4 separate regions of the Homo sapiens genome follow, and all the other regions are linked to region 4. Evidence: chromatin contacts called from ENCODE Hi-C or POLR2A ChIA-PET data. All regions are on one chromosome and are shown on one strand. The core of a region is the stretch at or near the end of the contact, and the rest is flanking DNA. Distances in the headings are between cores, read along the strand shown.

The links. A loop is a pair of places that touch in the nucleus more often than their neighbours do. ChIA-PET counts read pairs that join two places held with the same protein, here RNA polymerase II (POLR2A). Pooled maps may share reads with other maps.
Region 1: a loop to region 4 is called in a map of GM12878, with 3 times the contacts of the local background. The contact joins two enhancer-like sites. A Hi-C loop is called at or near these places in 2 of 168 maps with a recorded cell type or tissue (CD8-positive, alpha-beta T cell and GM12878) and 2 of 50 pooled maps. POLR2A ChIA-PET finds 5 or more read pairs at or near these places in 2 of 52 experiments (A673 and GM12878).
Region 2: a pooled map shows a loop between it and region 4 (7-fold over the local background). The contact joins two enhancer-like sites. A Hi-C loop is called at or near these places in 2 of 37 single-sample maps with no recorded cell type and 5 of 50 pooled maps. POLR2A ChIA-PET finds 5 or more read pairs at or near these places in 1 of 52 experiments (PC-9).
Region 3: a pooled map shows a loop between it and region 4 (2.5-fold over the local background). The contact joins two enhancer-like sites. A Hi-C loop is called at or near these places in 2 of 37 single-sample maps with no recorded cell type and 4 of 50 pooled maps. POLR2A ChIA-PET finds 5 or more read pairs at or near these places in 2 of 52 experiments (Panc1 and WTC11).

Annotation. Positions count from the first base shown.
Region 1 is chr2:98,582,898-98,585,597 of GRCh38, forward strand. The region is part of intron 24 of INPP4A (inositol polyphosphate-4-phosphatase type I A); the gene reads left to right. Among named protein-coding and RNA genes, the nearest start is that of COA5, 24 kb to the right of the region's middle. RefSeq lists an enhancer at 1,063-1,564. Within about 2 kb of position 1,339, at least 3 of the 41 ENCODE cell types and tissues checked have a DNase peak (open chromatin) inside an H3K27ac peak, as active enhancers do.
Region 2 is chr2:98,756,813-98,759,512 of GRCh38, forward strand. No RefSeq gene overlaps it. Among named protein-coding and RNA genes, the nearest start is that of LINC02611, 14 kb to the right of the region's middle. Within about 2 kb of position 1,424, at least 27 of the 41 ENCODE cell types and tissues checked have a DNase peak (open chromatin) inside an H3K27ac peak, as active enhancers do.
Region 3 is chr2:98,701,140-98,703,839 of GRCh38, forward strand. The region is part of intron 2 of MGAT4A (alpha-1,3-mannosyl-glycoprotein 4-beta-N-acetylglucosaminyltransferase A); the gene reads right to left. LOC124906050 (a long non-coding RNA gene) reads left to right here. Exons shown (of 3, transcript XR_007087149.1): 2 at 740-991. Among named protein-coding and RNA genes, the nearest start is that of MGAT4A, 29 kb to the right of the region's middle. Within about 2 kb of position 1,397, at least 17 of the 41 ENCODE cell types and tissues checked have a DNase peak (open chromatin) inside an H3K27ac peak, as active enhancers do.
Region 4 is chr2:99,064,803-99,067,502 of GRCh38, forward strand. It overlaps TSGA10 (testis specific 10), which reads right to left. Exons shown (of 21, transcript NM_025244.4): 16 at 137-322. Among named protein-coding and RNA genes, the nearest start is that of C2orf15, 76 kb to the right of the region's middle. Within about 2 kb of position 1,394, at least 9 of the 41 ENCODE cell types and tissues checked have a DNase peak (open chromatin) inside an H3K27ac peak, as active enhancers do.

The sequences.
Region 1 (2,700 bases), core at 89-2,588, 480 kb before region 4:
CACAGAAAGATCACCTACTGCATAAGTCAAACAGAAAGATAACCTCCTGCATACGCCAGACACAGAAAGATCACCTGCTGCACACACCAGACACAGATCACCTACTGCATACGCCAGACACAGAAAGATCACCTACTGCATATGCCAGACACAGAAAGATCACCTACTGCATACGCCAGACACAGAAAGATCACCTACTGCATGTGACTTTAGATTTACTCTTCACTATGTAAGGATCATTCAGCTGGTTCAAGGAATTAATGCATATAGTCACCAAAGGCTGTTAAAGTTATATACTTTTATTTATTTTAAAACAGTATTTTTCATTTAAAAAATGGTATCTTTAATTGCAGATTAAAGTTCCAACATCTTTTCTCTCTTACTAATCAAATATGATTGATAATGAAAAAAAATCAAAGAAAAAATGCCAAAAAAAAAAGTGATCCCTGACTTGTGGGCAGTTGCGGTGGATGGAGCTGAGAGAGCAGCAGGGCGCTCTGGTTTCTGCTGGTGCCCCCTCAGTCCTCACGTGGCATTCCCTGCAGCGCGATGAAGTGTAACCTTAACACCCATGTAGGGCAGAGGGTAATTGTCCACCTGTAAAAGTAACCAAATAGATCAGGAAAAACTCCCCACACCCTGTGCAGGACGGTCAGCAGCTTCTCTGTTTTCCAGTTCATATTATGTTGTGCCTCCACTTTCTATCTCCAGCTGGTTCCCCATACACTGTAGTTTATGAAGACGATTTTTTTTAACCAGGCCAGAAAAATGGGAATGAATTTAGAGAAGCTTGCTTTTCCAGAAACTTGACACCCATGCATGCCCAGAAACCCAGTCGACCACAAAAGGCAGCGAGCGACCTCTCTTCATTATCTCTCCAGGACTCCCAGACCTTACCCCGGGCTTTTTCTCATTCAGTATCAGCTCAGAGTCTGGGTCCTAGGAATCACAGAAGCAGTTAGCAATGAATGGCAAATGCTAGACTCAACACTTTACATCCTAAAATGTAAGACCATCATGAGCACTGCAGGCTCCCTGGGGCAGGCATCACCTGTGTGTCACCCCTGTAAGTGAATCCACGCTTCTCCAAGTGCAGTGTGTTCACTTGTCTCTTCTAAAATAAATGAGGTGGCTGTTGTGGCATAGCTCCTGGTGGCCTTCAGTAGGGAGTCTGAAGTCACCAAACGCCAGCTCATGGGTGGTGTAAGCTGTGGCAGCATGACAATAGTCCCTGGGCAGTGTCCTGTCCAGCCTGTGATTATTTGAAAGGCATGTTTGCCATGTTTGCCACTTTCCCTCTTTCACATTGAGGCGTGCACTTCAACTAAGACCATCTTGTTTGCTTTATTTGAAAGCAAGAGAGCAGAGTCCACAGCCTCATTCAGTTCCCATTACACAGCTTCCTGGTCCTGCTCCTGGTAACGTGGTTCCAATGCCTGTAGTGGTGACTTACGTGCACTCCCACTTCCACAGCAGGGCTAGTGGCTAGGCAGAGCCCATGCACAGAGGAAGGCCCTCTGACTGCAGACAGCACCCCTCCCTCTCCCAGGGCTCAAGGATGCTTCTGTGGCACCCTCCAGGGACGCCTCCCAGGACCCTGCCCCATAGCACAGAGAAGCTGCGGCCAGGCCGAGGAGCCCCTCCCAGGGGGCCTCAAGGACACCACGGCCTGATCCTTGATTGTCACCACACCTTTCTGCCCATGTGGGCTTGGCCCGTGGGCTGAGAGAAATGAGACCAAAGGGAGCGAGATAAGGTTCTTTGTTTCTCTCCTCCAGGGTCTGGGTGAAAATCAGTATGCCGCCTGTGCACTTGGAGAGCTAGCAAAAGGACACCATGAGATTAGCCTAGGTGGTGGGTTGGTTTTGGCTTTTTAAACTTAAAGTATTTGAGAAAAGAAACTCAGTTGCTCTCCCTTTATGCTGAATTTTAATGTCACTAAGGCCTTTTACTCATGAAATCAGGCCAAATACGTATGCAAAATCTTACTTGCTTTAGTGAGAAATAGGCAGGATGAAACAAAGATGGGAGATGATTCAAGAAAGGGGTCATTGACATTTAGTGATGGTTTTTAGTTGCTTATACTGTAGTAGTGCTGAGGCATTGTTGATGTCAGCCAGCTCTAGGTGTTCAGATTAAATCAGCTTTCTGAAGTTAGGGAAACCACAATCAGGAGTGGTTCTCTTTGGATGGTCTTATAAAATTGTTGTATAAGTTTTTTCAACTAGTGTGACAGTCACTATTTACGCCTATGGCTTGATTCCAGCAGAGATTTTAACACAATGACCTGTTTTCCCTCCACAAAGTGACAGGAGTAGCAGCCACCCCATGCTCAGCCATAGAATCACTAAGATACTGATGCCTGCAGATGAGTTCTCAAGTGGAAGACCCCACTGGAACCGGAAAACTAGAGGATTCCCTAAAATTATCTGTCACTTGGGGTTTCCATTTTAATTTTCATTTCAAAAATGGATGCCCTTGAAAAGAAATAATTTATTGATATAATAAAAGTAATCATGGAGCTTTGAAATAATTAAGTCCCTCTTGCTAAAATCTAAGACCACCTCAACATGTACCATTGGTTCCTAAAAAGTATGCAGCCGACGTGATCAGTGGAGGTGTCCTGCCTTAGGGCAGCAGCTTGGCCTCTGCAGCAGGAAACCCCAGTTAGCACAGGCTGTCCTCGCCACCTCTGCATGC
Region 2 (2,700 bases), core at 174-2,673, 310 kb before region 4:
GGATTACAGGCATGTGCCACCATGCCCAGCTAATTTTGTATTTTTAATAGAGACTGGGTTTCACCATGTTGGTTAGGCTGGTCTTGAACTCCTGACCTCAGGTGATCCACCCACCTCGGCCTCCCAAAATGCTGGGATTACAGGTGCGAGCCACCACACCCGGCCCATCACATTCTTTAAAAAAGCAGAGAAATGAGTGACACATTCTTGAAAACTTTCCATTACGAATGGATGAAACCTAAGATTAGTTATTTAAGGTTTCTCAGATGGGAAACCTAGCTTCCTAGGGTGGCTTATTCTTGGAGACTCCAGACAGTGAATGTTTTACTAGGCTGTGTGTTCACTCCATTTGTTATTTTCTTAATTTGTTCATTTTTAAAGGCAAGTGATGCTATCAAACTTCATTCTATATGTCTATACTACTGATTTCTGTTGACTTACCCCTCACTTCCCCCTATCTTCAATGGCTAGTTACTGTTTTAACCCCATACTGGGTTGTCTCTTTTATTCATTTACTCTTGCACCCTCCTCTATCATCACTGATGAAAATTTAAGCTATATTGGCCCAAGATCAGCCTTTGAAAACATTCTTTGTGTGTTCTCTCATGCCAACATCAGGACCGTATTTTTCTGGTTGTTGAGTGATTTATGTGAGATGAGTTTAAACCTCTTGCTGAAGTTAAGATGTATCATGTAAATGACAACCTTTGATTTATCAAACTTAGTAATTAAAGTTTCCTAATGCAACAGGATGTGCTCTTCCCATAGCCATACTGAAGAGTACTTCATGTTTATTCTTTGGAAGGGTTAAGCAGTGAGACAGCCACGGGTGCTCGGATCAGACATTTTCGTTTGTGAGGGTTGGAGAATGATTTTCTCCTGTTTCTTATCATTAGCTACCTTGCGAACTCTCCTAAAGCTACTGAAATAATGGCAATGGTTTAGACGCCCTGCATCTCCAGGGCTTGTGGTTTGTGCACATCTCTCGTCTAAATAAATATAAATATTTTCTCTGTTTCTATTTTATCTTCCCCAAATTCCTGGTTCTGGTGTTGCAACTTCATAAAACCCAGAGCCCACATGGCAGTACCAGCTGCTAGCCCAGGTCAAACTTGGGGAGGGCAGCTGCTTTCCAGGTGCACCCTGTGTGATCCTGACTTCCTCCTGACAGTGCCAGGAACGCCCGTGAACTGCTTTCGTGGTTGCATGTGAAAACTTTTGCATTTCTAGAAATCTCTTCTCCAGCAGGCTGGGCTATTGGCTGCTGTGGGATTGCTAGCTGGTCTAGACCCAGCCCCTCCTTCAGGCTTTTCCCACCCGCTGCTCCTCTCCTGGCCTTGGGCCTCATGCCCGAGTCTCCAGCCGCCACCTTGCTGTTGCTTTACTGTTTCTCCGTGATGCTGTTTCTAGCTAGTTATAATTGGCAGGCAACCAGAAGCCTCATCTGCCAAGGGCGGAAGTCATGTCTGGAACAGGTTTCCCTCTTAAGACTGTGGGCTAACCCAGCATCTTGCCACTTTGTGTGGGACTTCCTCATTCTTAGTACATAACTGTGTTTGACCCTCAGGGATGACTAGTGTTTCCTGGCCTCGGTACAGTTGACTTCTCCAGAAACTATCTGGCTCACTCTCAATTTCCTGGAGCCGTATATCCTAATTACAAAAATGGGAAAATCATACCTAGAGTCCCATAGAAAGAGAAATAGAACCCCCATATGTGCCTACAATTCATCCATTCTCAATTCATTATTTTAAAAATGTAGCTGATGGTTTGGTTCTGAGACCAGACGGTACAAAAATTACCATTCACTCATAGTAGGGCCATCAACTACCATAATCTTTTGGAAAAGTAATTTAGCAATATAAGTCAGGACCACTTAAAAAACCCTTAGAGTTGCTCATTCCACTCTTAGGAACTTATCCTAAAGACGTCAACAGATGTGGACCAAAATTTGTGTGCAAGAATATTATGTAGAATTTCTGTATTGAGAAAATTTGGAGACAGCCTAGCTGTCCAAAAATAGGACTAAATAAAACATGGTACAGCAATATAGTGAAATATTATTATATAACCATTAAGTTATGTTCTTCAACAGTATTTTTAAAATAAGGAAAATTCCAACGTTTTTGAGGAGTCTTTTTAAAAACGAGAGTACAGACCAGGCACAGTGGTACACACTTACAATCCCAGCACTCTGGGAGGCCAAGGCAAGTGGATCACTTGAGGCCAGGAGCTGGAGACCAGCCTGGGCAACACAGTGAGACCCTGTCTCTACAAAAAATACAAAAAATTAACCAGGTGTGTTGGTGCACACCTGTGGTCCCAGCTACTTGGGAGGCTGAGGTGGGAGGATTGCTTGAGCCCAGGAGTTTGAGGCTGTAGTGAGCTGTGATGCCACCACTGCACTCCAGCCTGGGTGACAGAGTGAGATCCTGTCTCAAAATAAAATAGAATGTAAAAAGAGCACATGCATGAAAAGTGGAACACAACACTTTAGGTAATAATATTATCCCAATCACATAGGTGTGCTTAGTGCAAACAAAAACATTCATAGTATTTATCTCTGGTGGTAGAATTACTGGCGATTTAAAAAAAAATACATTTTTTTCTGAATATTCCAAGTGTTCTACAATGAATGTGTTACTTTCCTAATCAGAAAAACAACTGTTATTTGTTAAAAGAAATTAGACCACAAAAAAA
Region 3 (2,700 bases), core at 147-2,646, 360 kb before region 4:
GGATCACATGCTCAGAACCACTAATCCAGAAAAAATGAAAGAAAATATACCAAAAATGTTTAACACTGCTCTAAAGATTTAGTTCATTGGTATTTTATTTAAGATTTCATCCTATTAGGTAAGGCTGATCTATTAGTCTCTTTTTTATGCTATTCTTGTCCACTACTGGTTTCAGAGTCCAGTGCAACTTTATCCACTGTATCCATTGCACAATGGGTCTAGAACTGGACAATTACTCACATCCCCAAAACCTGATTAGTAATGTTTCTGAAGCAGCACAAAAAAATCAGTTAATGTTCTGTAATAACCCAATGTTCTCAGTGTAGTCCCCTCTCATATGTCGGCCATGAATAATATCCTTTCAGAGTTAAGAATACCTCAAACAGATTCCAGACAACCTCTGAGCACAGCACATGTACTGCTTAAGAAGCTTTCCAACCTGGAAAAATTAGATTAGGAGTCTGTTTCAGGAAATGGATGCTAGCCAACTAAGCTGAACATAAAATAAAATAATACCATGCCAAGTGCAAGGTCTAAATCGGCAAACTTTAACATATCAGCAAGAAAGGCTGCTGACCAATTTGGCAGAGGCTAGGTCTACATTCTAGACCCTAGTTAGGTCCTGTTTTAAAATTAGGTCCTTATTTATAACACCTGAAACATTCAAGACTCTTCTTTTTAGAAAGTCAATATGGCAAAAACTTTCTTATGCCCTGATGTTGTATGTGTATATTTACAGCTCAAAGAGTCCCAGGTGTGCTGGTGCCTAACCCTGGCTGCCAATCAGAATTACCTAGGGGCACGTTCGAGAACTTCCCAGGGGATGTCTAACTTCTAGCATAACAGAGTGAGAAGGCTCACAAATCCTCTTCCCACAAAGCAACTATAAAGCTGGTCAAGAGTCAAAAACAACCTAGTTGGTGCTCTGGAAAGCAAGCAAGACATTCAACAAACTGAGAAGTGTTTATTCATGAAACCCACTGGACTCCAGGTGAGAACAGCACAAGTCTGTGACTTTTCCTGCCAAGAGCTGCCCTCATCTGCCCTGCCCTCAGCTCTGTCAATTCAGAAGTTTAACAGGCGTGGGGCAGGCCTTGAAAACTAGCAAACTCACTGCCACTGCTGGCAGGGACTCATTGGATTTGCAGTGTTGTCAGTGAGAGCAGCAAGCCCAGAGGCAGGCAAGCAGCACGGAGGGCCAGAGGCCTGCTGCCATGAGGCTGCTGTTCTATCTGGGACAAGCAATGGACTGGCACACCAGCTGGAGACTTAATAGGGAGGCCTTGAAAATGAGATGGCTGTAGGGGGCTTATAAAGCTCTTCACACATCCCAGGTGGACTGGAGGCTCTGAGCATGCACAGCAGACAGCAGTGCAGGCCCACACCACCCATGCACACCTGGTCATTAGAGCCCATGCATGCACACACACAGAGGAGCTGTAAAAGGAGACCAGGGCAAAGTACAGCTGGGGCGCACTCGCAAACAGCTTGCAGTACCGTGTGCTCCACAGTCCAACAGGTCCTGAGCAGAGAAGGGAGCCCTACCGGCTCGAGGTGTTTGACTACAAGCACTGACCAATCTTTACTGAACACTATGCTATGCAGACACAGGGGCAACCTCTCTAGGAAACCAGGCTTAAAAATAAGAACTAATCAAAACGGAAGTACAGAGACATCCAGAGTCAGATACAGCCGGAGAGACAGACTTGAGATTTAGTCCAGTCCAGTTACTTAAACAAATAGCAAATAAAACAATCACCATCCACTTGAGTTAAAATGTAAAGAATCCAGAACTGCATCAATATATTACCTAAAATATATGGTGGTCAACAAAAATTCACAAGACAGCAAAGGAAAAAGAAACCAGGACTCATACTCGGGGGAAAAATAAAATTCTGGCAGTCAGTGGAAGTGGTCTCTGAGTATTCCCAGATGCTGGGTTTAGCAGATGAAGACTTCGAAACAGTTACTATAAATAAGTTAAAAGAACTAATGAAGCCAAGTTTAAAGAACTAAAGGACCATGTGAGGAAACTGACTCAATGAATAGAGAAAACGAAGAGACAGGAAATATAAAACAAAATGGAATTTAGTTGTTAGAGCAACTAAAATTAAAATTCACTAGAGAGGCTCAGCAGCAGATTTCAGATGGCAGAAGAACAGAAGAATCAGTGAACTTGATGTTAGATTAATAGAAATTATCGAGTCTGAAGAACAGAGAGAAAAAAGATTGAGGAAAACTGAACAAACTGAACAGACTGAACAGAGAGGCCCCAGAGTATAGGATACCCCCAAGCGTTCACAGAAGGAAATAGAGAAAAAGTAGTAGAAAAAAATATATGAAAAAGTAATGACTTTCTACAAACTAGGAACAGAGGGGAACTTCCTCAACTGGATAAAGAACACCTCCTTAAAGGCAGAGGAATCTCTGAAAAATGTCAATCAGACTGTGGTACACCCTCGGCATAAAGCTTCCCACTGAGGAATAAAATCCAAAGATGTCCCTGTGGCCTCCATATCCAGTGTGACCTGGCCCCTGCTTGCTTTTCCAACTTTATCTCCCACCACACCCCCAACACTCCCTACCCCTAACAGTGCTTTAGCCACACTAGCTTCCTTTTACACTCTCCTAATGTGCCACACTCATCTGGCCTCAGGACTTTTGTACTTGCTGTGATACTGCCAGGACCCCTCTTCACTC
Region 4 (2,700 bases), core at 144-2,643:
ATGGTTAGCATGCTACAATTCACAGTACATTTAAATAATTTACGTGTTTGTTCATACATTTAATTTATGGAAGGCCAAACAAAACTCTTTTAAATATGATGCAGGATGTATTATAAGCATATTTTTCCAAACTTACTTGCTCAACCTCTCTGTTGAGGGAATCTACTTTTTCTTTTAATCTGTTACCCTCTGCCTCAGCAGTGATAAGTTCCAGTTTGAGGGTATTGTTATCTGCCTCTGATTGACGGGCTTTATTTTCCCAGTTTTCAGCATCTTCATTGGCTTTTCGAAGTTGTTCCATCATTTGCCGGTTCTCAGATTCCTGAAAAGCAAACTTTAGCTATTACTTTAAAATGCTGAACATATGATAAAAATTAAACATTATTATCCAAGTCATTGGGAATTCACTTGCCATGAGAAGCGTTTATAATAGAACCCTGAGGAAATATATCTATACTCTTAGTTTAGAAAACAGGTCATCCTGTAATTAACAAAGACTGCAATCAGCATCTGCCCTGGCTCCTGAGTAACACTCAGTGAACACTAGTAAATAGTAAATTTAGGTAAATTACTCTTTTCTTCAAGACCTGAATGAATTTGTTCTTATATTTCCTTTTGTTTGAAGTCCTCCACAGCCTGCTTTTCCCATATGTCTGCTTACTGACTACTTGCTGGTCTGGATTCTGAGCCTCTGACCTTTCGTACTGGTGTATTCCCTTGTTCTTGACCAATTTACCGGGCTGTGCTGGCTACAGAGCTTCTGAGTACTTGCATATTTTAAATGTCAGCTTCTGATAATTTCCTGTCTGGTGTCTGCCTTTTATTCATAGCCCCAGCCTTAATTATCTTGATCATGAACTGTTCTATGATTATCTTTTACCTGCTAGTCTAGTAACTTTCCCTGCCAGTCTAGTAACTTTCCTGAAATTGCTCAGAAGTAAACTATCAAACCTATGCCAATAAACACTAGTTGTAAATATGCATTCATGTATAAATTGAGCATACAATAAGAACCAGATTTTTTGAACTTTCAAAATTCTATCATGAGCAGAGTAACTGAAGTAGGGTCTGATTTCTAGTAGGGAAATAAGGAGGGAAAAAAATTCAGCTCCACAAACAATATAATAGACCGAGTAATCATTATTAGGCTATTTAAAAAAATATTTTATTATGGTTTGGTGAATTCATTCTAAAAAATTAGTTGTAATTTTGGTAATTTTTTAAAAGGCACTAGATCTCTTTCTCTCCTGTTAATAAATAGTGCACGTCCCTATCAGAAATCCTGGGCTAAATAAAATGACCAAATTGCAATAAATAATGTCTAATACTCCTTTCAAATCAGATAAGCCATTTCCTGATTATGTTTACTGGTGGAAATTCAGCTAATATTGCCACCTTGTGGCCTCTAATGTGAAAGATCTTTGCCAAGTCTGTGTTAGTCAACAATATACTAAACTACCTTATTGGCTTTCAAGATTCAGATACTCCAACTGTGTCAGCAGGAACCTGATATGTGTTTTCCATGATTGTACTAACAATCATAGTTGTGTACAGAGTATGTACTTGGAGGGTGCTTGTACAATATACTTAAACGAATTGTATTCACATTGATCTTTACCCTCTTTAACTTTGTGCAGTACTTACTGTCTATGTCATTCACTTAAAACTGCCTTACAGCTTTGTGTTGCTAGGTGTGGATGTAAAGCCTCCCTGATAACACCTTGTATTTCTCTAAAGCAGGAACCATTTTTATATTAAATTTAGTTCTGTGACCAGGTAGTACATTATTCAAAGTGAAAAGGGATTCCGTAGAATGTCTCTCCTGTCCTCCAACCACCCAGTGCTCCCTCCTTCTTGGCAAGCAGAAAGCATATTTTACCCTTTTTCATATCCTCCCATAGAGGCCAGAGCAGTGTTGAGCATGAGAGGCAACACTATAAAGAAAATGAAACTGTTCTTTGGTATTCTCTATTTCCTGCTTTCAGGATCTCTTTACTTCTATATGGTGCCTCCCCTGTATCCACAGCTCCCTCTGGCCACCCACAAGTCTCACTGCAACACTCCGTAGGCCTCAGCTGGAATCCTTTGCATTTCTTGCCTAAATTATGGTTACAACCTCTTCTAACTGCTCTCTCCACTTCTGATTTTGTTACCCTTCTGGTTTATTCTTGACGTTTCCAAAATAAACTTCCTAAAAGGCAATCCTTAAATAACTTATATGTTTTAGTTCTAACAAAAGCTTCTGAAAATAGGGTTCAAAGAAGGTCTTTCTTACCTCTCCTTTATCATCCACTTGTACACACTACTCTACCTACAGGACCTACTTTTTCCCCTACACCTTTGCTCATGTTGTTCCCACTGCCTGGCAGTCATTCTGTTTCCTCTCCATTTTTCATCTCTGGCACTCCAGCACCTAGCACGCTGCATGAATGAGTGAATGAATGAAGTACTCCACACTTCTTGATGGTCTATCCCTATCAAAATGGATCCGTGGTTCATTCTCTCCGGGCCTGCATCCATCCAGTGTTATGCAATCTCATAAACAAATTCATACTAGGATGCTAAAATCCCCAGCACTTCGGAAGGCCGAGGTGGGAGGATCACTTGAGCCTAAGAAGCTTGATGTGTGATGTCTGAAAATATAATTCTAGAATCTAAAAGTTATAATCCCTAATGGTGGAATTTCAGGTAATGTTACTA